Linked DNA regions of Homo sapiens: region 2 is linked to region 1. Evidence: chromatin loops called from intact Hi-C (ENCODE). Cell type or tissue: gastrocnemius medialis. All regions are shown on one strand. Links, peaks and the distances in the headings refer to the core of each region. The heading gives the core; the rest is flanking DNA.

The links. A loop is a pair of places that touch in the nucleus more often than their neighbours do. Peaks named below come from ENCODE experiments on the same cell type or tissue, not always from the same donor. Only the 100,000 strongest peaks of a DNase experiment are listed, where the experiment ranks them.
Region 2: a loop joins it to region 1, with 4 times the contacts of the local background. A loop is called at or near these places in 5 of 110 quality-filtered maps.

Annotation. Positions count from the first base shown.
Region 1 is chr17:21,159,901-21,170,393 of GRCh38, reverse strand. All of the region lies in intron 1 of DHRS7B (dehydrogenase/reductase 7B), which reads right to left. Among named protein-coding and RNA genes, the nearest start is that of DHRS7B, 38 kb to the right of the region's middle. In gastrocnemius medialis, for the core only: CTCF peaks have their summits at 6,007 and 7,113; DNase peaks (open chromatin) are centred at 2,903, 4,263 and 8,563; H3K4me3 peaks cover 1,208 bases; H3K27ac peaks cover 8,000 bases.
Region 2 is chr17:21,238,520-21,249,012 of GRCh38, reverse strand. It overlaps NATD1 (N-acetyltransferase domain containing 1), which reads left to right. Exons shown (of 3, transcript NM_152914.3): 2 at 4,789-4,907; 3 at 5,584-10,143. The coding sequence ends at 5,700. Among named protein-coding and RNA genes, the nearest start is that of NATD1, 9.6 kb to the left of the region's middle. RefSeq lists enhancers at 4,205-4,947, 7,926-8,670, 9,416-10,160. In gastrocnemius medialis, for the core only: a CTCF peak has its summit at 5,695; DNase peaks (open chromatin) are centred at 3,102, 4,818, 5,822, 6,842 and 2 weaker places; H3K27ac peaks cover 8,000 bases.

The sequences.
Region 1 (10,493 bases), core at 729-8,728:
CCCAAGAGGAAGTTCTGACCAGGTGTTCTTGCCTGCAGGCTATGCTGGGTCCCAAGGACCCTTTGTGTGGAATCTGAGAAGTGCTCAGGAAAGCTGTAGAGTAGGCACCGAGGCCTGTGCCACTCCAGGGTTCTGTGGGTGCTGCCTGGAGTCCTGCACGGGACCAAGATCCTGAAAACAGGGAATGTGGGAGGGTTTCCTAGGGGAAGGAGGGATAAACAGTGGGAGGCAGGAATGGTTGCCATTTTGTTGATATAGCTTTACCAGAAAATTACAGCAATTGACAAAAGGCAAGAGAAGGCTCCAGGCAAGGATAGCTTAAAACTTGCATGTAATAAGCTGGTTGAGGGGTGGGGGCTTGGGAAGAGTTCAACCCGGCTGGATGGCTATTTGGTAAAAGCTTTTTTCTCACTGCAATCCCAGGTCTTTGTACCAGGTAGGTCTCAGGGTAGGACCACCCTGCCTTGTCCAGAATGGCCCAGGGCCCAGCCACTGCCCAGGATGAGCTTGAGGTATGAAAGGGGTGGGGGCCTCAGCTCAGGGAAGGATAGTAGGGCTCAGCCTCTGGGGCCGGGACCCAGAGCCCCACTAGGCGTGTTGGGTGGAAACCCCTCCGAACACTCCTCCGTGGGCCCCTGGAGGCCAGTGCCTGTGAAGTCCACCCAATTTCAAATTGACAACCTGGGGCTGAGGCACAGTGCCACCGAGGTCATGGGGGTCAAGAGCCAAGTATGCAGCCTGTCGCTTCTCAAAACTCAGAGACCACTTGAAAAACACTAACTGCAGCACAACAGCGGCAGTGCAGGGGTCATGAGGATGAACCCTCAAGCCAGCCTGGCTTGGGTGACACCCTGGCCCAGTCACTTGGCAGCCTGGCAAAGGGGCCTCACTGCCCTGGGCCTCAGTGTCCTCGCCTCTGAGCTGAAGTTGTGAGAGGACCTCCCTCCTGGGTTTGTTATGAGGTTGGATGAATTCATCTGTACACAGAGGGAACACAGCTGCCACCAGCATCATAATGACCACCATTAACTCAAAGTTCCTGGATCAGGACCTCACCTCCCAGCAATCCGACTCCCAAGACTGTCTGAAGGGACCCCTGGCTTGTGAAGTGTGGTTCTTTCCAAATAAAGGAAGCTCATTAAATGTATTAAGTGTCCAATGTTGTTTAACTTCTATATTTTCATAAACCTTTCAGTTTAATCAAATTAACAAATAGGAAAAAACTCCACAACATTGGCAGAAGTCAGGCTCTCATGTCCCAAGTTTTGTGTTAGAAAATGTGGTTATCAAGGCCAGCAAAGCAGGAGAGAGCAGACAGGTACTAAAATGTCCCTCAACCCCGTCTTCACACCCAGGGAGGAGCAGGATGAAAATAAACCAGCCCAGCAAGGCTCCCCAGTGGAAGATGATTAAAGTTCCCAACAAATTGCACTTTCATGCAACCTAATTAAAACTCAAGCCAGCAATCCATGACATGAAGAAAAGAGCGAAAACTACACACCGTCTTGTACACTTCTGGGATTCCTTGAGCACCTGACACAACATCACAGGCCAGCCTTGGTCTCCTGGCCCTGGAGACCACTTTGCCTGAGGCAAACATGGCGCCGGGTGAATGGGATCCATCCTTGGCCCGGGCCGCTGTCTGTGGGGAGAGCGCATGTCTGCATTCAGTCTGGTAAAGTGCTATCGAATCAGAATGCAAAGCAAATTAAAAGCCAGTGCCAAGGCCAAACGCAGTGCCTCGCGCCTGTAATTCCAGCACTTTGGGAGGCTGAGGTAGGGGGATCGCTTCAGCCTGGGAATTCAAGACCAGCCCGGGCAACATGGTGAAATCCCGTCTCTACAAAAAACACATAAACTAACCAGGTATGGTAGTGCACGTCTGTAGTCCCAGCTTCTTGGGAGGCTGAGGTGGGAGGATTGCTTGAGCCTAGGAAGTTGAGGCTACAGTGAGCCAAGATTGCACCACTGCACTCCAGCCTGGGTGACAAAGTGAGGCCCTGTCTCAAAAGCAAACAAAAAACAAAATCCAGTGCCAACTCTCCCCTGCTAACAAAGAATGACCATGGTGGGAAAAGACACCCCAGAGTGAGCCATTTATCTGAGAATCAGGTTCAATTCCAGCATAACTTTCCTGACTAGATGAAGTTGTTCATATTGATAATCCCGACTCTTTCCAGAGTTTTTCAAACTCTGAAAGCCCTCCTAATAGTTCTTCCACTATGCAGGGCATGTGGCCACACTGCTGGGCCTTCTTGGGTTCTTAGAGACAGCTGTGCCAACACTTTCCTAGCTTGTCTTTGGAAGTCAGGATGACCATGAGAGCTAGCCATGGAAAGCCCCACCACCTTGCTGTGGTGTCCAGGGCTTTCTACCAGCTAAAAGGACAGCTTCACAGTGGAAGAAAGGAACAGTGTTCTAGCTGGCCACATTTCCAGATTAGGAAATAAATCTACATAAAGCAAGGTCAAAGGGAGGCCTGTTTTCTTTGAAAATGGCATACAAGAAGGATTTATATATATGTATAAACTTTAATATATTTATCAATCATGCATTTTATACCAAAATCCTTATTAACTGCTAGTTTCAGATATATAGCCAGATCATGGACTGAGAAGGCAAGATTGATGGTATAAAAAGGGACTGGGAAAAAATATCTGGCTCACGATTTTCAGCATTTGGAGATCAGCTTGTAGAAAGAAGGGACAGAGTCTGTCTAGCACCACTGTGAGCCATGGCAGAAAGCAGGACAGAGACATGGGGAGAGAGAGTGAAGCCAGAAAAAGAAGGTGAGAGCCCCTCAAATAGAAACCATAGTGCACACGGCATCTGGAAGCAGAGGGCACCACCTACACATGGAATGTGTGCAGTCATAGTCACACTCTTAGTCCTTGGGCAAGAGACCTGAAACACAGTCTCACACTGATGAGACTCACGAACTGGCGTGAGGAAGGGAGAGAGCTCAGGGGCTCACATATTAATACTGTCTGCTTATATTTTCATCCCTTGCCAGATCCATGAGCTCTAGACCCAGGTTAAAAGAGTGCAAAGGTAGCAAAGTCCCGCTAAGGGTGAGGGTTCCTTGGGCCCGGGCAGCCAGAGTTCGGGGCTTCTCTCTGTGATTCTGCTGCTCCTTTACTTTCTGCTGAACCCACCACTGTGTAACTCCCTCACATCCATTTGTGCAGCTCATCCACCCTTTAAAGGGCTTCTGGAACCTCAAATTAGACATGAGACTATCACCAAGAAATCAACTCTGAGCACAAATGTCACCCTTTATGTCATCCATTCCATTCCTTCTACTTTGGCCAAAATTCTCCCTTGCATTTCACAGACGGAATCCGTTCCTAAGATTCCTTTCTCTCGAGCATTTTTTTTTTTAAAGAACTGTTAACAAAAATAGGTTGTTGGAAGCTACTCAGAAACCACATACAGAAATTAAACTACTAACAGCCACATCTGAGAATCAAAGGAGGGGATCTCAAAACCCACCAAAGTTTTTTTTAAAAAGAACAATTTCAGGTCTGTAAGAAGGATTAGCCATGAAATAATTTGCCATGTTACACACAAGAAAATCAGGCTAAAGGGCAGAGAGGAGTTCCAACTGGAAGGAAAGACACTGAAATCACACGGCAAGGAGTGGCTTAGTATTGCTAAAGCAGTTAGGATCCTGCTCCCACAAACCTACACGTACTCTTTTATTTTATAACCAATGGCCAGTTCTAATCAGCTGCTCTATTTAAGGTGACATAAACTATGGGTCATGCTTATGACCCATATCTTGAAATATATCTGAAAGCTTCTGTCATTTTCAGAAAGTAAAGGCAGGGTCAAACTGCCTTTTTTTTTTTTTGGTCTCAAATGTCTGAGAAGCCACATTAAGGCCGCCTTCGACTGGAAAAAAAAAAGAACAATATCCTACCTCAGATGGCAGCTACCTTGCCAGTGGCGGTTCCTGGCGCCAGTGTCTTCTCTGGTCTTTTGACCTGGGCCAGAGGACACCTTCAGGTCAGCAAGCCCTCCCTGGAATGCCTGAACAAGCCACGGCAGAGTGGCCTGTGGGGTGTATTTTCAGAAGCCAGCCTTCAGCTCCCTGGTTTAAAAGAGTACAGGCTGGCTTTAGTAAAAATAAAACCTGAAGGAAGGCTGGAGATTTCAGACCAGGCTCCTGAGTGTTCAATCCTGGGAAGAGCAGCCACATTGAAGTGAGCTCTGCTCTCCAGTAAGATGCCAAGCACATGCTTCCCGGCAATCCTGTGAGGGGGGGCGGAGAAAGGTGCCAAAGCCCAGCCCCGGGCCCTGTAATATGATGGCACAGGAGTGCGGTGACAATGAACAGGAGGCAGAGCCCGCGCCAAGTCTGTCTGTTCATTATGGCCTAAAGCCCTCCTTATCAATTATAGCACTTACTATGGCTACCTAGGAACTTGGACACACACAATTTTGGTTTTTAATGTGGTTTTTTTTTTTTTTTTTTGGAGACGGAGTCTTGCTCTGTTGCCCAGGCTGGAGAGCAGTGCCGCGATCTTTGCTCACTGCAACCTCCACCTCCTGGGTTCAAGTAATTCTTCTGCCTCAGCCTCCCGCGTAGCTGCGACTACAGGCGCACGCCACCACACCTGGCTAATTTTTGTATTTTTAGTAGAGACGGGGTTTCACCATACTGGCCAGGCTGGTCTCGAACTCCTGACCTTGTGATCTGCCCACCTCAGCCTCCCAAAATGCTGAGCCACCACGTCCGGCCTTAATATGCTTCTTAAAGTGAATTTAGATCAGGCGCAGTTGACTCACACCTGTAATCTCACCATTTTGGGAGGCCAGGATGGGTGGACTGCTTGAGCTCACAAGTTTGGGACCAGCCTGGGCAACAGCGAAACCCCATCTTTACCAAAAATTAAAAATTAGCCAGGCATGGTGGCACGCGCCTGTAGTCCCAGCTACTTGGGAGGCTGAAGTGGGAGGACAGCTTGAACACAGGAGGTGGAGATGGTGCCATTGCACTCCAGCCTGGGTGACAGAGTGAGACCCTGTCCCAAAAAAAAGAAAAAAAAAGTGAATATAGTGTTACCAGAAGACACTGGAATAATGTCACTCTCTTTCCTAGAAAACACACCAGAGCCCCAGGCCCCCCGCACCCACCCCTGACAGAAACTGGACAAGGCACTGACTGTGGTGGTGAAGAAGAGAAAACACCAAGCCAGCATGGGGGAGGGGGACAAGACCACCATGCTGCATACTTGCTGTGCAACACAGGCAGATTCATTCACTACTTGAAACTAAGCACACTCACCTCAGAATGGGGATGATCGCTCCAATAGGAAAATGCATAGGAAAGCACTTTGTAAATATGAAAATCTTGAACAACTGTGCTGTTGAATCATAAACTGACTGAAAAAAGGCAATTCCCAGAGAGGATTTCAGAAACGTTCCAAGCAATAGCAGCCAAGCTGGCAGCTTTAAGGGCTCGTCATGTTTGAGTATGTTTGGTAGAAAGACCAACCGTATTCCTTCACACCCACACCAGGGATCACCTCAGATCCTGGATGTCGTGCACTCATCCACTCAACTACACTTCTCAAGTGCCCTCTGGTACCAGGCACTGGGCTAGGGCTGGGGTGGAGGGCAATGAACGAAGGAGAAAAGCTGTCTGACCTCATGGAGGCAGCCCCTATGGAAGACTGACAATATACAAAGAAACACAAAAATTAAATAATTGTGATAATGAAAGAAACAATCAGTGTGAAACAACACAGAGTAGTGGGCTGTCCAAAGTACAAGCCTTGCCTGAAGACTTCATTCAAAGTCAAAACAATTCAAACTGCTGTGCTGGCCGAACACCGCACCTGGCCGAGGCCACTGCTGGTTTGTGACTCCTAAATCAGATTATTGTCTTTAAAAATTACATATAACAACAGCAACAAGACAGACAAGATGCCAACATAAATATGAGGTCAGAAATCTAGGAGTTCAGGAATCTAGTTTAAAAGGAGATGCTACAGCGTCAACTAGAGTATCTAAGAGGAACTATCTACAGGCATCAGTTTCAGAAACTTAATTAAGCAAGGCTGGCCCAGTGGCTCATGCCTGTAATCCCCAGCTACTCAGGAGGCTGAGGCGGGAGGACTGCTTGAGCCCAGGAGTTTGAGACCAGCCTGGGCAACAGAGTGAGACCCCGTCTGTATAAAAAAAGTGAAAAAAGTAGCCAGGTGTGGTGGCATGCACCTGTGGTCCCAGCTACTCAGGAGGCTGAGGTGGGAGGATTGCCTGAGCCCAGGAGTTTGAGGTTATAGTGAGCTATGATGATGCCACTGCACTCCAGCCTAGGAGACAGAATGACACCCTGTCTCAAAAAAAAAAAAAAAAGCACAACAATTGACAATATCTGCACTCAAGATTGAGCAGCATAGCCAGGTGCTGTGGCTCATGCCTGTAATTTCAGCCCTTTAGGAGGCCAAGACAGGAGGATCACTTGAGCTCAGGAGCTTGAGACTGGCCTGGGCAACATGGTAAAACCCCGTCTCTACCAAAAATACAAAAATTAGCAGGGCATACTGGCACATGTCTGTGGTCCTAGCTACTTGGGAGGCTGAAGTGGGAGGATCACTTGAGACCCAGAAGTAGAGGCTGCAGTGAGCTGTGATCACACCCTAAGGATGTGGAGCTTGGATATCAGTGAATCAACAAGACCCAGCCCCTGATGCCACTGTGTGTGTGGACTAAGCCAGTGAGGAGAACAATCAGTAACAAACATTTAATTACCATGTGGCAAGGGCTACAAGGAGGCCACCTGATGCAATTTTAAGCACCTAGGTAATCTGGTCATTTATATTGCTTTTCCATCCACTAAAATGCCTTATAACATTTCATGGGATTTTCTTCACGGCGGCATTGAAGTGGGGACAGAAGAGACCTCATTACTAACACTTCACTGCAAGCAGACTCTGGGAGATTTGTAGCTGAATAGAAACACAACAAAAGCAGTTTTACTTTCTGATATGCTTTTTAAAGGGAACTCAATTCACTGAAATAGAGTGGTCAGCACAAAGACTCAAGAAGTAAAATACACAGAACTGAAAAAAACTCCAGAAGTAAATGTCCCCCTAGTGTCCTGACAATGTACCAAAGCCGTTTCTAATTTAACTTGATTATTTAGATTATACCTGTGTTTTTTGTTTTTTGGTTTTTTTTGGTTTTTTTTTTGAGACAGTCTTGCTCTGTCACCCAGGCTGTAGTGCAGTGGCGCGATCTCGGTTCACTGCAACCTCTGCCTCCCGGGTTCAAGCGATTCTCCTGCCTCAGCCTTCTGAGTAGCTGGGATTACAAGTGCCCGCCACCACAACCAGCTAATTTTTGTGTTTTTAGTAGAGACGGGGTTTCTCCATGCTGGCCAGGCTGGTCTCGAAGTCCTCACCTCAGATGATCCACCCACCTCAGCCTCCCAAAGTGCTGAGATTACAGGCGTGAGCCACTGTGCCCGGCCTAAACCTGTATTTTAAATGGTACCAAGCATGTTCAAGAAATATTAAATAATAATTTTAAGAGCCTTCATTATAGAAAACACTCTCAATGCTAAATACTTTTTGATAAGTAGAAAGCAGAAGAAAAATTGGGTCTCTAGAAGTTCGTTCTTGCCTGCTGTCCTCTTTGATAACTCCTATCCAATCTTCAAGTCCTGCTTGGGCACCATCTCCCTGAAACCTTTCAAGCCACCCAGCAACCCTGCCCTCCATATCTGGACAGGGTTAATCACTTCCTTTTCAGTGTAGCCTCCATAGCATCTCACAAAACATCACAATGATTTCCCTTCACTGCCACGTGCCTCCCAAGACAGCAGTTCTCTGAGGGTCTGGCCTTTTATTCTGACTCCCACACCATCTATGTGGTGAGAACTTCATAAATGTTTGTTGAATAAGATTGTATCATGGAAATAATCTAATCCAATACCATCAGATTACAGAAAAAAACAGAGCCCAGATGTGTTGTTTTATTTGCCTACACTCAGTATTAAACAGAATCCTGAAGAACAAATGTTCTCACAGTCCATTTTAACTATTTGCCAGTTGCCATAAGAAAAGCAAACATTCCTGCAGCTTTATCTCAGCAAAATATCACTAAAACGAATTACGGCAAACAAATCACATCCCAGAGCAAAAGTATGTCATTCGCTAGGGATTAAACATTAAATGTTGCTTAATTTCATGTAGTCTCATGGTTGAAATCATAATACTTTGAATTCTAACAAATTCCTGTCTTGGTTTCCTCACAAAGTTAGATAAATCATCATGTCTCTGTTGGCTCCCTTTCTCTCAGACAAATGTGCCTTACTGTAATTTATCTAGGATGATGGCTCACCCTGAATTCCAAGTTATTTTTAGAGCTGTGTGAAAAACATTTTTGTGAAATTTAACTAGAAAATGCTCTTTATTCTAAGGGAGGTTTTGAAAGTTTATATAACAACTCTCCTGAAAACGTTTAGTACACTGACTTTTAATGCCAGCAAACACAGAGGAGGAAGGGCACATGTGGGAAGAACTGACTGGGAAGCAAAGTGTCATGAGCTGAGAAGGCTGTGCCACTCCCAACATCTATGATTTCATTTAAAAATAGCCTAGCAGGTGCCCTATCACTTTCTTTTACCAAGCGTCCTAGCAAATATTTCCTGAGGACACGGCTGTGTCTCTTTCGGACAGTCATACAGTAAGTAATCAATCTATTTCACCCACTGTTAGATTTCCCACTTTTCTTCACAGATACATGTCTTCTCTTCTTATTTCTCTCACAAGGCCCTCTTCCTGGGGATTCAAGATAATGTCTGGAGTCATTTCCTTTTAGCCTAAAGGACTTCCTTTAATACAGCATTTCTTGAAGGACAAATCTACAATCTACCAATTATCTCAGTCTTTGTTTATATGGGAATGTCTTTATCTTACCTTCAATTTTGAAGGATAGTTTTAGATACAGAATTTCATGTATATTCTTTGAACATACTGTTCTACTGCCTCATAGCTGCCATTTTTTTATTAATAAAATTTCTAAGACAAACTTTAGGTACACAGGAAAACTGAGCGGAAAGTAGAGTTCCCATACACCCCTGTGTCCACACAAGTACAGCCTCCCCCATTATCCACATCCCTCACCGGTGTTACACTGTTAAAACCCATGCGCCTATGCTGTCACATCATTGTTACCCAGAGGGCAAAGTTTACATTAGTGCCCACTCTCAGTGCTATGCATTCTCTTGGTTTGGACAAATGTATACTGACATATATCTATCATTGTAGTTTCATACAGAATAGTTTCACTGCCCTAAAAATCCTCTGTGCTCCACCTATTCATCTCTCCCTCCTCCCCAACCCATGAACCTTTAACTATCTCCACAGTTTTGCCTTTTCCAGAATGTCATATACTTGGAAACATATGGTACATAGCCTTTCCGGATTGACTACTTTCACTTAGTAATATACATTTCAGTTTCCTCCATGTCTTTTCATAGCTTCATAGCTCATTTTTTTTTAGTACTGAATAATATTCAGTTGTCTGGATGTACCAGAGTTTATACATTCAAAGACATCTTGGTGGCTTCGAAGTTTCGGCAATTATGAATAAAGCTGCTATAAACATCTGTGTGCAGGTTTTTGAGTAGATATAGGTTTTCAGTTTATCTGGGTAAATATCAAGGAGTGTGATTACTGTGGTGTATGTTAAGAGTACATTTCATTTTGTAAGAAACTACCAACTGTCTTCCAAAGTGGGTATAGCATTTTGCATTCCCACTAGGAATGAATAAGAGTTTCTATTGCTCCACTTCCTTGCTAGCATTTGGTGATGTCAATGTTCTGGATTTTGGCCATCCTATTTAGTGGTGGTATCTCACTGTCATTTTAATTTGCATTTCCCTTATGAAATATGATGCAGAGCATCTTTTCATATGCTTATTTGCCACTTGTATATTTTCTTCACTCAGGTCTCTTCAGATCTTTTGTCCATTTTTTTTTGTTGTGTTGTTCATTTTTAATTTTTTAAATTTTTTTATTTTTGAGACAGAGTCTAACTTTGTCACCCAGGCTAGAGTGCACTGGCATGATCTTGGATCACTGCAACCTCCGCCTCCTGGGTTCAAGCGATTCTCCTGCCTCAGCCTTCCGAGTAGCTGGGATTACAGGCCCACACCACCATGCCCGGCTAATTTTTGTATATTTTTTAGTAGAGACGGGGTTTCACCATGTTGGCCCAGCTGGTCTCGAACTCATGACATTGTGATCTACCCACCTCGGCCTCCCAAAATGCTGGGAATACAGGCGTGAGCCACCACGCCAGGCCTAATTTTTGTATTTTTAGTAGAGACAGGGTTTCACCATGTTGGCCAGGCTGGTCTTGAACTCCTGACCTCAAATGATCCACCACGTCAGCCTCCCAAAGTGCTGAGATTACAGGCATGAACTACCATGCCTGGCCCTATTTTTCATTGATGAGTTTTAACAGTTCTTTGTATA
Region 2 (10,493 bases), core at 817-8,816, 79 kb before region 1:
GGTGCAGAGACCCAGGGACGGGTCCCCCACGAGCAGTGTAGCTTTAACTTTTCCCAAACCAGTCACGTGATGCTGGTGGGGTTCTCAGGCCCAGGAGGGAGGAGGGTGGTAGTGATCATCCAGGGACAGGTGAGGTCTCTGGGGCAGAGGGGTGTCAGGACTGGCATAAGATCACCTGGCAGAGTTGAGACTGGAACTGAGGGCCCTGCCCTGCCCTAGGCTTGCTCCTGTGGCTCCCAAGTGACAAGTCTTGCCCCCCTGTGCTAGTCTGAGGTCTGGAGTTCTCAAGGCAGCTCTTAGAGCTGCCCAGATAAGGGCCTGGGCCAGGCCCAGAGGCTATGCCTATGTCACTGTGAGCCGAGACAGCAGGATCCACAGTGCCCAGAAGTGAAAGCGTGGCTGACAGTGCTACCCTGGTGTCCTGCTGTCCCATCATGGGGGCTGCGGGTGGTCAGGGGAGGCTTCTGGGCACGTGACCTTTGGGCTCACCTGAAATGAGAAGGAAGGGTCCCCGGAGGCCCTGGGCAGAAAGGTGACAGGCAGGGGAGCAGCCACCAAGGCAGGGAGGCCAGAGAGGCAGCTGGACCCCAGGCATGTTTAGAAAGCCATGTCCACGGTCCTGCCGAGGGTCAGGTCAGATGAGAAAAGGTGAGGAGGAGCCAAGGACCTTGGTCAAGCTTTGGGGACTTGGGCATTTTCCTGGGATGTCCAGGCAGGTTTGGGGCAGGACAAGGAGTTGAGCGTGAGGACCGGTATTGCATTTGTGGCCTGTGTCATGGGTGTAACACTTGTGACTGGGTGGCCTTTGAAGGCCCTCCAAGGTGGGGTTCAGGTCCTGGCCAGATGCTCCGAGGTTGCTGCCCAGGAGCCTGGCTCCTCGCTGGCCCAGTGCCATGTGGTCTGGCCCATGTAGGGTGTCCATTTAAACTCGGTCTTTTCCTCACATACAGCCCCACCACCACCGTGGCCACCCCAGATGCCCTCTGTTCCCCTTTCAGCCTGAAGACCCTCCTTTGACTCAGCCCTATCCCCAGTCAACTCCATACACCTCCGTGACTCTCATTCCAGGTGAGCCCAAACGTCACCTGCCCAGAGGCCTCCCCTGACTGCCCGCAGCACCCATGACGGGACAGCAGGACACCAGGGTAGCACTGTCAGCCACGCTTTCACTTCTGGGCACTGTGGATCCTGCTGTCTCGGCTCACAGTGACACAGGCATAGCCTCTAGGCCTGGTCCAGGCCATAGGCCCTTATCTGGGCTAGGCTCTAAGAGCTGCCTTGAGAGCTCCAGACCTCAGACTAGCACAGGGGGGCAGGACTTGTCACTTGGGAGCCACAGGAGCAAGCTTAGGGCAGGGCAGGGCCCTCAGTTCCAGTCTCAACTCTGCCAGGTGATCTTACCCCAGTCCCGACACCTCTCTGCCCCAGAGAACTGACCTGTCCCGGGATGATCACCACCACCTTCCTCCCTCCTGGGCCTCGGTTTCCCCATCTGTACATGGGGCTGTGAGAATCGTGTTTAGTGGGATGGTTGTGAGGATCGTTGTGTGGAGAGAGCAGAGCACGAGCCTGCCCTGTGCTGGGGCTGCACACGCTTGGGCCACCACCGCTTCTGTCCTGCTGTCTCCTGGGAGCCACAGCCTGAGGTGCAGGCCTGGCTGTGGGAAGGCCAGCATGCTGGTCCAGCCAGTTGTCCACAGGTCTGCCACAAGGCCCTAGTGTGTGTCTGGCAAAGACAGAAAGCAGTTGTTTTAGTTGGACAAACATTTCTTGGGTGTCTACGCCGAGCTGGGTGCCTGGAATATGGTAGTGGCTGAGCTGTGCGATCACTGAGGGTCAATGGGAGGCAGAGAAGTTCTGAGGACTCCCAGGGTCAGGTCCATCCATGGCCCAGGTGGCTACTCCAGAAACACTGACGCAGGGTGTGCACAGAGGAGTAGTAATGAGCTTGCCAGGCTTCTTGTATCCACCTCCCTGCTCTGCAGAGACTGCTGGAGCAAAAGCTGAGGTTTTTTTGGTGGCTTGCAGGGCCCTGTGTGGTCTGGCCCCAGGATCTCTGACTTGGTTTCCCAACCCTCACTCCCGGCTTGTTTGGGCCCAGCCACTCTGGCCTCCTTGCTCTTCCTTCAACCTCCTACCCCAGGGCCTTTGCACGTGCTGTTCTCACCAGTGGGCGGCTCATACCCCACATGTCCTTTGGGGTCCTTGTATGCCCTCTTTACAGTGGCAGCCCTGCCCCTCCCCACCCCTCCTCTGCTGTATAGTGATCCTTGGCACCTGTCAGCTTATCACCTGTGTGGCCTCTGTGATGTATGTATTTATTTAGAGACAGGGTCTCACTCTGTCACCCAGGCTGGAATGCAGTGATAACAATCATATCTCACTACAGCCCCAAACTCCTGGGCTCAAGTGATTCTCCCGCCTCAGCCTCCCAAATAGCCGGGACCATAGGTGTGTACCACCATGCTCAGCTTTTTTTTTTTTTTTCTTTTTTTTTTGAGATGGAGTTTTGCCCTTGTTGCCCAGCCTGGAGTGCAATGATGCGGTCTCAGCTCACTGCAACCTCTGCCTCCCGGGTTCAAGTGATTCTCCTGCCTCAGCCTCCCAAGTAGCTGGGATTACAAGCACCCGCTACCATTTCTGGCTAATTTTTGTATCTTTAGTAGAGATGGGGTTTCACCATGTTGGCCAGGCTGGTCTCGAACTCCTGAACTCAGGTGATCCACCCACCTCGGCCTCCCAAAGTGCTGGGATTATAGGAGTGGGTCACCGTGCCTGGCCCCTGTATTATTTATAATGATATTACTTATTGTGTGTCTTCATCAGTACGTAAGATCTCCATGAGGAAGAGTTTCATCAGTTTTGTTCGCTGCTGCCTGCCCTGCAGCCCAAACCCTACTGGGACACAGTAGGCCCTCAATGAGCCTGGGGTAATTAAATGGCCAGGCTAGGTAGGCAGCTCCCTTGGTGACGGAGTCAGTCCCAGAATAGCCTCCGATCTCTGCTCTCCTGTCCTGGGTGAGTTGAATTAACCCCAGCAGGTGGGGAGCCAAGAACCACATCCCTTGCTGTGCAGCCAGGACAGGCGGCAGTGGCCACAGCTGGGCCTTGGCCAGGGTGGCAGGCATAGTCCACAGAAGGACAGTCAGGCCCACAAGGAGGAGGCAGCAGGGCTGGTGTGGGGGCGGGGCTGCAGGCATGAGGGGAGTGGGGCTGGGGAACCCTCAGCTGGGCCTGGCAGGAACGGAGAAAGGGCATCAGGCAGAGGGAAGTGCCTAGGCGATGGCGGGTGCAGGAAGTAGCAGGTGTGTCGGTGGAGCAGAAAGAATGGCTGTGGCTCAGGACCTGCAGGCCTGGGCTCCAGCGTCATCTTGGCCTGCTGTGTGACTTGGATCCCTGCATCTCAGTAGTTCCTCATCTGGAAATGGGGAGATGAATTGTAGCCACTCTCCTGAGGCTTTGGGGAGAATCAAAGGAGATACCAAGAGCCAGAAGGCCTCCTTGCTGCCGTTGGCCCCAGTTCCGGTGGCCCTGGACTAGTGGTTGGACCTCTTGGCCTGTCAGCCTTCCCCTCGTGTTGCCCAGCACAGGCTTTAAGGGCAGATTTTCTGGGGCTTTGAAGTTAAAACTCATGAAACACAGCATGATTTTAAAGAGTGAATCACATCTGTCCCTTTGCTGAGGGCCTTCTAGTGGCGCCCAGCTCAGAAGGCTTAGGAGGCTCTGCAGGACCTGCCCTATCACCTCCCTGCCCCCATCTCTGCCCTTCCCCTCACCCACCCCACTCCAGCGGCCCCTCATTCAGGCCTACTCCTGCCTCAGAGCCTTTGCACTGGCTGTTCCCTCTGCCCAGAACACTGTTCCCTCAGAATGGCTGGTGCCCTCTCCTTCCTGTCTTCACCTGCCCCCATTCCCTGGCATCCTACACATCACTTGCTTTTCATGTTTATTCTCTTTCTCCCCTTCCGGTTTCATGGGGGTAGGACTCCATGTCTAGCTTGTTTGTTGCTATACTCCCAGCATCTGAAACAGTACCTGGGGCTCAGGAAACATTTGGTGGATGGATAAGTGGATGGGTGGGTTGATGGATGGGTAGGTGGAGAGACAAATAGATGAGACACTAAAAACTGTGATTAGGAAAAAGTTCAGTTAATTGTTTGCCCAGCAGCAGTTTGGGGTGGACTGGTGAGCTCCAGGCTTGGCAGGCCTGGTGGAGTGTGAAAACCCGTTTGTTCCTGCCTCCTGTGCCCAGCGTCAGTTTCTCATGAACTCTACCACAGGCCTCTGATCTTTCCTGCTGCGTCTCTCTCAGGGTCCAGCAGGTGGTCCTGATGCGTGGCGCAGCGCTGCCTCTCTAATCTCTTCATGCTCTGCCTTAGTTGCAGATTTGCTGAGCCCTGTTCTGTGTCCAGTGCTGGGTTCTGGGACTCCCAGATCCAGGGATGTGGTGGGGTGGGGATGCAGGGAGCAGGGCTACAGAAAGGGGTGGCAGGGCCCTGGGATGCTAGGACTGACGCAGTAGCAAAGGTTCATGTGGGGCTCAAGTGTTCTAGGCATGGCTGTAAGCACGTCACAGAGGTTACCTCATTTAATCCTCCAAACCACCCTATGAAGGACATTTTATTGTACCTCCACTTTATGGATGAGGAGACTGAGGCACTGAGAGGTTATTCAGGATTCAGCTGTAGCAGCTGAATGACTCCAAATGCCTGTCCCTCCACCCGTCTTGGTGCCTGAGTCCGCTGGGATGGGAGTCAGCATAGGCTTACCTGTCTCCACAACCCCCAGGATGTCATGACCGGGCCGTCCTGCTCTATGAGTACGTGGGCAAGCGGATCGTGGACCTGCAGCACACCGAGGTCCCAGATGCCTACCGTGGGCGTGGCATCGCCAAGCACCTTGCCAAGGTAGGGCAGGCAGGTGGCAGGGCCAAGCGGGGACGGGGACATGGGGGCTGCCACCTTCGCTCCGAGGAGACGGTGGCCCTGGTGGCCACTTCAGCCTGCTTCTTGGCCCTGGGTCCTCTCTGGGCCAGTGGCCGCCTTTCTGGGCCCAGGCTCCTGTTCTGCAAGACCCTGGCGTGGCTGAGCCTCCAAGATCCTCACACACCTCCTGTGTGGCAGGTGCTTCACAGGAGCCCCATTCCTGCCCCCAACCCCTTCATCCTCAGGGCATCCCAAACCCCAGGCTGCCTGGAGAGCAGGTTTGGGCTTAATGAAGGGAGTTACAGCCAGAGCAAAGAATGACCGTCACTCCCCTGAGGGCTGCTGCTGGGACTTAGCTGGGCCGTCTGCCGGCTTCCCCTCCTCCACCCCCACCCCGCCAGGAGAATTGCAGGGCAACCTTTGTCCTCCATGCTGCCTGGGGCAAGGGGGCTTGTAGGGGAGAGGTGATGTGTTTTTTCCTTGTGTACCGGACCAGTCTGTGGGGATCATCCCAGGTGACACTGAAACTCAAGGGAGTTACTGACCTGGGCAAAGTGGAAGGGTGGCCAGGGAGCCGGGCCTGGGGAGGCAGCAGACAATGCTACCTTCTGGTGCCGGCTGCAGGCCCTGACCACTCTCCTCTCTGCCCGGCTCCCAGGCCGCCCTGGACTTCGTGGTGGAGGAGGACCTGAAGGCCCATCTCACCTGCTGGTACATCCAGAAGTACGTCAAGGAGAACCCCCTGCCGCAGTACCTGGAGCGCCTGCAGCCGTAACCCTGGCCTGCAGGCGGGAGCGCTCCCTGCCGGACTCTTCCACGTGGCCTTTGCCTGGCCCCACGTGCTCTCAGGAACCTGGTCCCACTGGGAACAGACTCAGAGTTATTTTTGTAAGGACACTCATCTGTGCCCCACGTCCAGATCCCTGGAGGCAGCTGACCAATGATGGGCGGTGACCCGGTAACCGAGGCGGCAAGGAGGCCAGGTAGTCCCGGCACCTCTCACTCTGCAGAGACCAGCGGCTTCGTGGGAGGCCTGTGGGTCACACGTAGGGGCTAGAGCCAGCCTGCATCCTGCCCACCGGGCTCCACTTGGAGATCAGCAGGAGGGCCAGTGTGGGACCCCTGCTGCCACCTCTCCTGGGCCTGTGTCCTTTCTGGAAATTAAGAAGGTGTGCTCCAGAGCCAAGAGGAGCAATAAGAAACCTCGTGTGCCAGCTTCTGAGGGTGGCAGTGCCAGACCCCACCTGCCAGCGGTGCTGCCCCTTTCTCAGACCCCCATGCCCAGTGCAGGCAGGGCCCTGGAAAGGGTCAGCTCTCCCTGACAGAGACCAGCAGAGTGAAGGACTGAGCACTGGCCAGGCTCAACCGTACGTGCGGTTCACACATGTGAACACACAGGATGCAGTCTACAGGCGGGCTGGTGGTGGGTGCCGGGGGTGTTTTCCTCTCCTTGGTACCCCCATCTTTTTTTTGGCCTCTCGTGTAGGTTCTGCAGGAAACCAAGGCCCCATCCCCATGGGCTGCTATCCCCTATACCCCTGTCTGCCAGGAGGAGATCCAAGGGGGCCTGAGCAGCTGCAGGCCCGCCCCTTGCTGGCCTTGGCCACCTGCCTGAGCCTTCTCCGAGGAGATGCCTTGGGGCTGGGGTGGGAGTGAAGCTGACTATTCTCCAAAAACCACCCTCAGCATCCAAGAGGAAGAAACATCAGCCACAGGGGTTTCTGTGCTGCTGCCAGACATCAGTGTCCTCTTTTGTGGCTGGCTACAGCCGGATACACTTTGCTGCCCATCTGGCCCTGGGCTCCTCCCCAACCCAGCCTTCCTGGGTGCAGCCTGGGAGACACACTAGCATGCTTTGGTGGGACCAGCCTTTCCAGGGCATGCTGGCTTCCCCTGGGGCTGACTCAGGTCCCGCCCTCTTGTGTCAGTGCTAACAAGGATCAGATTCGTCCCTGCCCTTCTGTAGAGCTGGAGGGTGACCTGGAGCCAGGGGCCCTTTAGGGCTGAGACATTTGTTAGTCGGAGTGATGCATCCCTACCCGGCTTCGGGGGGAGTCAGGCTGGGCTCTGGGCAGTACAGGGAGAGGTTCACCAGGACCCCCATGCCTTCCTCCCCCGGTGCAGGGGCAGTGGTCACCATGCTGACTCCTCCCTTTGACTCCATGCACGGGCGCTGGCTGGCCTGTGGTTGCATTTCCCACTCACCTCCTTGCTATCCCCAGTCTTGGCACCGAGACCCCCCACATTCCTTCTCCAGCAACAGCAGCCCAGGGGCCTTCCTGCCTGGACGCAGGACCACGGAGACCTGCATGTGCAGGGAGGCCTGGCAGCCTGCCGATGGGGGTCCCCGAGCCCCGGAGTCTCCTCGAAACCCCTGCTGTGGGTCACAGCATGGACCAGGAGGGGTCACCATCCTGAGTACCCCCGACATCCCTGCCCCTTGACCTGTGGCAGATGCTCCTGCCCTGGCCTCCAGGAAGTCAGCTCTTTTGCAAAGGGCTTGTGTGAGAGGTCGGAGAAAGCCCTGGGCCTCCAGGGAGATGCAGCTGGCAGGAGGTGGGCTGAGCTGCTCCGGGGCTAGGGGTGGCCCATTGCTGGCAGAATTTAAGGAAAGAGCAGGTTGTAGGCACAGAGGATGGGCAGCCAGGCCTGGGCCTTCCCCTTACTGTCCCAGGGCAGCAGAGCTAGGGTCCTCTTTTACCCTCCCTAAGGTCACCCCCTTCCCATCTACACGTCCCTCCCCAAGTTCAAGCACATAGTCAATCATGACCACTCAGGAGCTCAGTGAGCTGGGGCCATGTCCCTGTGGCCTCCAGCCCATCCGCAGGAGGGTCCCTTGCAGTGACAGCACAAAGAGTCCCCCACAGGAAGCCCCTGAGGGCCAGCATGGACCTTGAGAGCCAGGAGGGAATGGGCCTGGTGCCACTCTGTTCCCACTCCCACCTAAGATTCCTACCCCTGTGTTCTAGCAGGTGACTCTTGATCTGGCCAGCCCACAACAAATACTTGAACTAGGCAGCATGGGGTGGTGGAGGCCTGCAGAGGCCCCGGGCCCAGGAACTGAGACTAGGGCTTTCTCATGAGGCCTCATCAAGCTCCCGCAGGTATGACCTGGCCTCCTCGCCTCGGGCTGCCTTAAAGCACCGCTAACCCACGCCAAGGGGCTAGGCAGGGCTTCGCGGGGCCTGGCCCAAGGTCTCCAGCAGAGCAATAACATCTTCCCAGGTTGGGTTGCCACAGACACCGTGCCCTGGAGCCCCCAGCCCATCCCATCTGGTGCTACCCTGTCTGCCTGGCAGCCTAGCCTCACCCCTCCTGTCCGGTCACCTGGGGGTCCTTGGTAAGGATGCCGCCACATGGGGCCGGTTTATGCACCTGGGCGAGAACCTGACTGGGGCAGGGGATGCTCAGGGGCCTGCAGGTCTCCCACAGAGCTGCTTTTCTGCCCGCCTCACCCTGTGGGTTTGTATTTCTTGCCGGGTCAAAATAGGCAGTGACTCGTGCCTTCCCTCCTCAGGGCCGGCGGCAGGGTGTGGACCCAGCTGGCCGCTGGACCGTCCCCTTCCTCATTCTCCAAGCTCATCAACAGGTCTCAGAGGAACATTTCCATAAAAGGTGTGGCCTGGCATGCAGTGCTGTCTGCACGCTGTCGCTTCCCCCACAGCAACCTGCCGGTCAGCCTTAACTGGTGTGGAGGTCGAGGTGGGGAGGGGGAGGCGGGCTTCCCTCCCTGGTGTCTGGCCTCTTTTTGCTCAGCCCTCAGCACAGCCTTCAGCGTGGAGAGCGAGACCCTGCGTGTCACTGGGGCTTGGCTGAGGTCTCCCTGCAGGATAACAGTGACTTCAGGAACCCAGACCCCAGTCTGGGCGGCTCTACCTTCCCGGCTGGCCCAGCCCCCACACCACAGTTCCCTGCCACCTCCAGGCACAAAAGCCTCTGAGGCCACAGCCCAGCTATGAAGCTGAGTGGCTTTGTGCGGTCTCCTAGGGAAGGGGCAGTGATGCCATGCATGAGATCCGCTGTGCCATAAGAAGTTGCTTCCTTTAGAATTTCTGGTCCAATGCAGGGAGGTGAGGCCCAGCCTCATGATAACACATGCCCATCAAGGAAAAGCTGTGGCTAATGCTTCCAAAACAAGTGAAAATCTTGCACCAGGCCCAGGGCCATATCTCATTCCGCCCCAGCTACTGAGGGAGGGGACAGACTGCTGGAGGACAATTTCTCCTAGTTACCACTAGGGGTTACATGGCTACTCAGAATGAAAGATAAATTGCCAGGCCTGTTGCAATCTTTTTTTTGAGATGGGAGTCTTGCTCTGTCGCCCAGGCTGGAGTGCAGAGGTGCGATCTCAGCTCACTGCAACCTCCACCTCCCGGGTCAAGCAATTCTCCTGCCTCAGCTTCCCGAGTAGCTGGAATTACAGGTGCCCACCACCATGCCTGGCTAATTTTTGTATTTTTAGTAGAGACGGGGTTTCACCATGTTGGCCAGGCTGGTCTTGAACACCTGACCTCAAATGATCCGCCCACCTCGGCCTCCCAAAGTGTTGGGATTACAGGCGTGAGCCACCTCACCAGGCCCCGTTGCAATCTTACTCCACTTCGTTTTCACAGCAGTCCCGGGACATGCCCATTATTAGGCCTATTTGATAGATGATACTGAGGCTGAGTCGGGGGTCACAAGCCAAAGCCACACCGCTAGAAGGGCTCAGGACCCAGCCCAGCTCCCGTCCTCTTGGTGGCATCAAGCTTGTGTGATATGAGGTCTTATGTCTGCTCATGACAGCCTTAAAAGCAATAAACAGATACAACTTCCAGCAACTTCCCACTCAGCTGCAAGGCTGCGGGGGGGTCCTGCCTCGAGCCATAAGGTGAGCAGCTAGCCAGTGCCGGGCCAGTGTGGAGAAGGCTGAATTGCCTGTGAAGCTGGGGTTGCAGGCAGGAATATTCATGGAGCCCCTGACCATGTACTCACACTGCTCTTCCTCAGTTCAGGGTTCTTGGATTTGCTCAAGTCCACCCAAATATCCCTTTACGATTCTCAGGGTCCCACTCCTTCCAGATCCAATGCCCTAAACTTTACATAAGAGTTCCGGCAAGGCTGTGACTTCAACTTGTGTTGTAACTGCAACCTGCAGAATCAAATTTAGGGTTATGTTTTCAGTTGTATCAGTCTTACGGCTACAAGATATTAAAGAGATTCTTTTCTGGTTATCAAAGATGCTCTCTGGTTTTCTGTCCATGTTTTGAGCTGGGTTTATCACTTCTGACTCCAGTGTAGTCAGAAGCCACCAGTCTCTCCAGCTGTCCCCATGACATGAAGGGCTGCAGCCATTTGGTCTCTCAAACTTTGCCTTCAAGAGACACTTCACGCCAGGCACTTAACATAGGTGATATTGTGAGGACTAGTTTTGCCACTGAATGCTGTGACTTTCCAGGGTACCACATCCCCTCTGACAGTGAGGTCATTACTGCGTTCCAGCCCAATCCAGGCAGATAACCAGTCCCCGATTTCCAGCATTAAGGCTCTATTTCTAGGAAGTCATTCCTGCTACCAAGGACATTACCA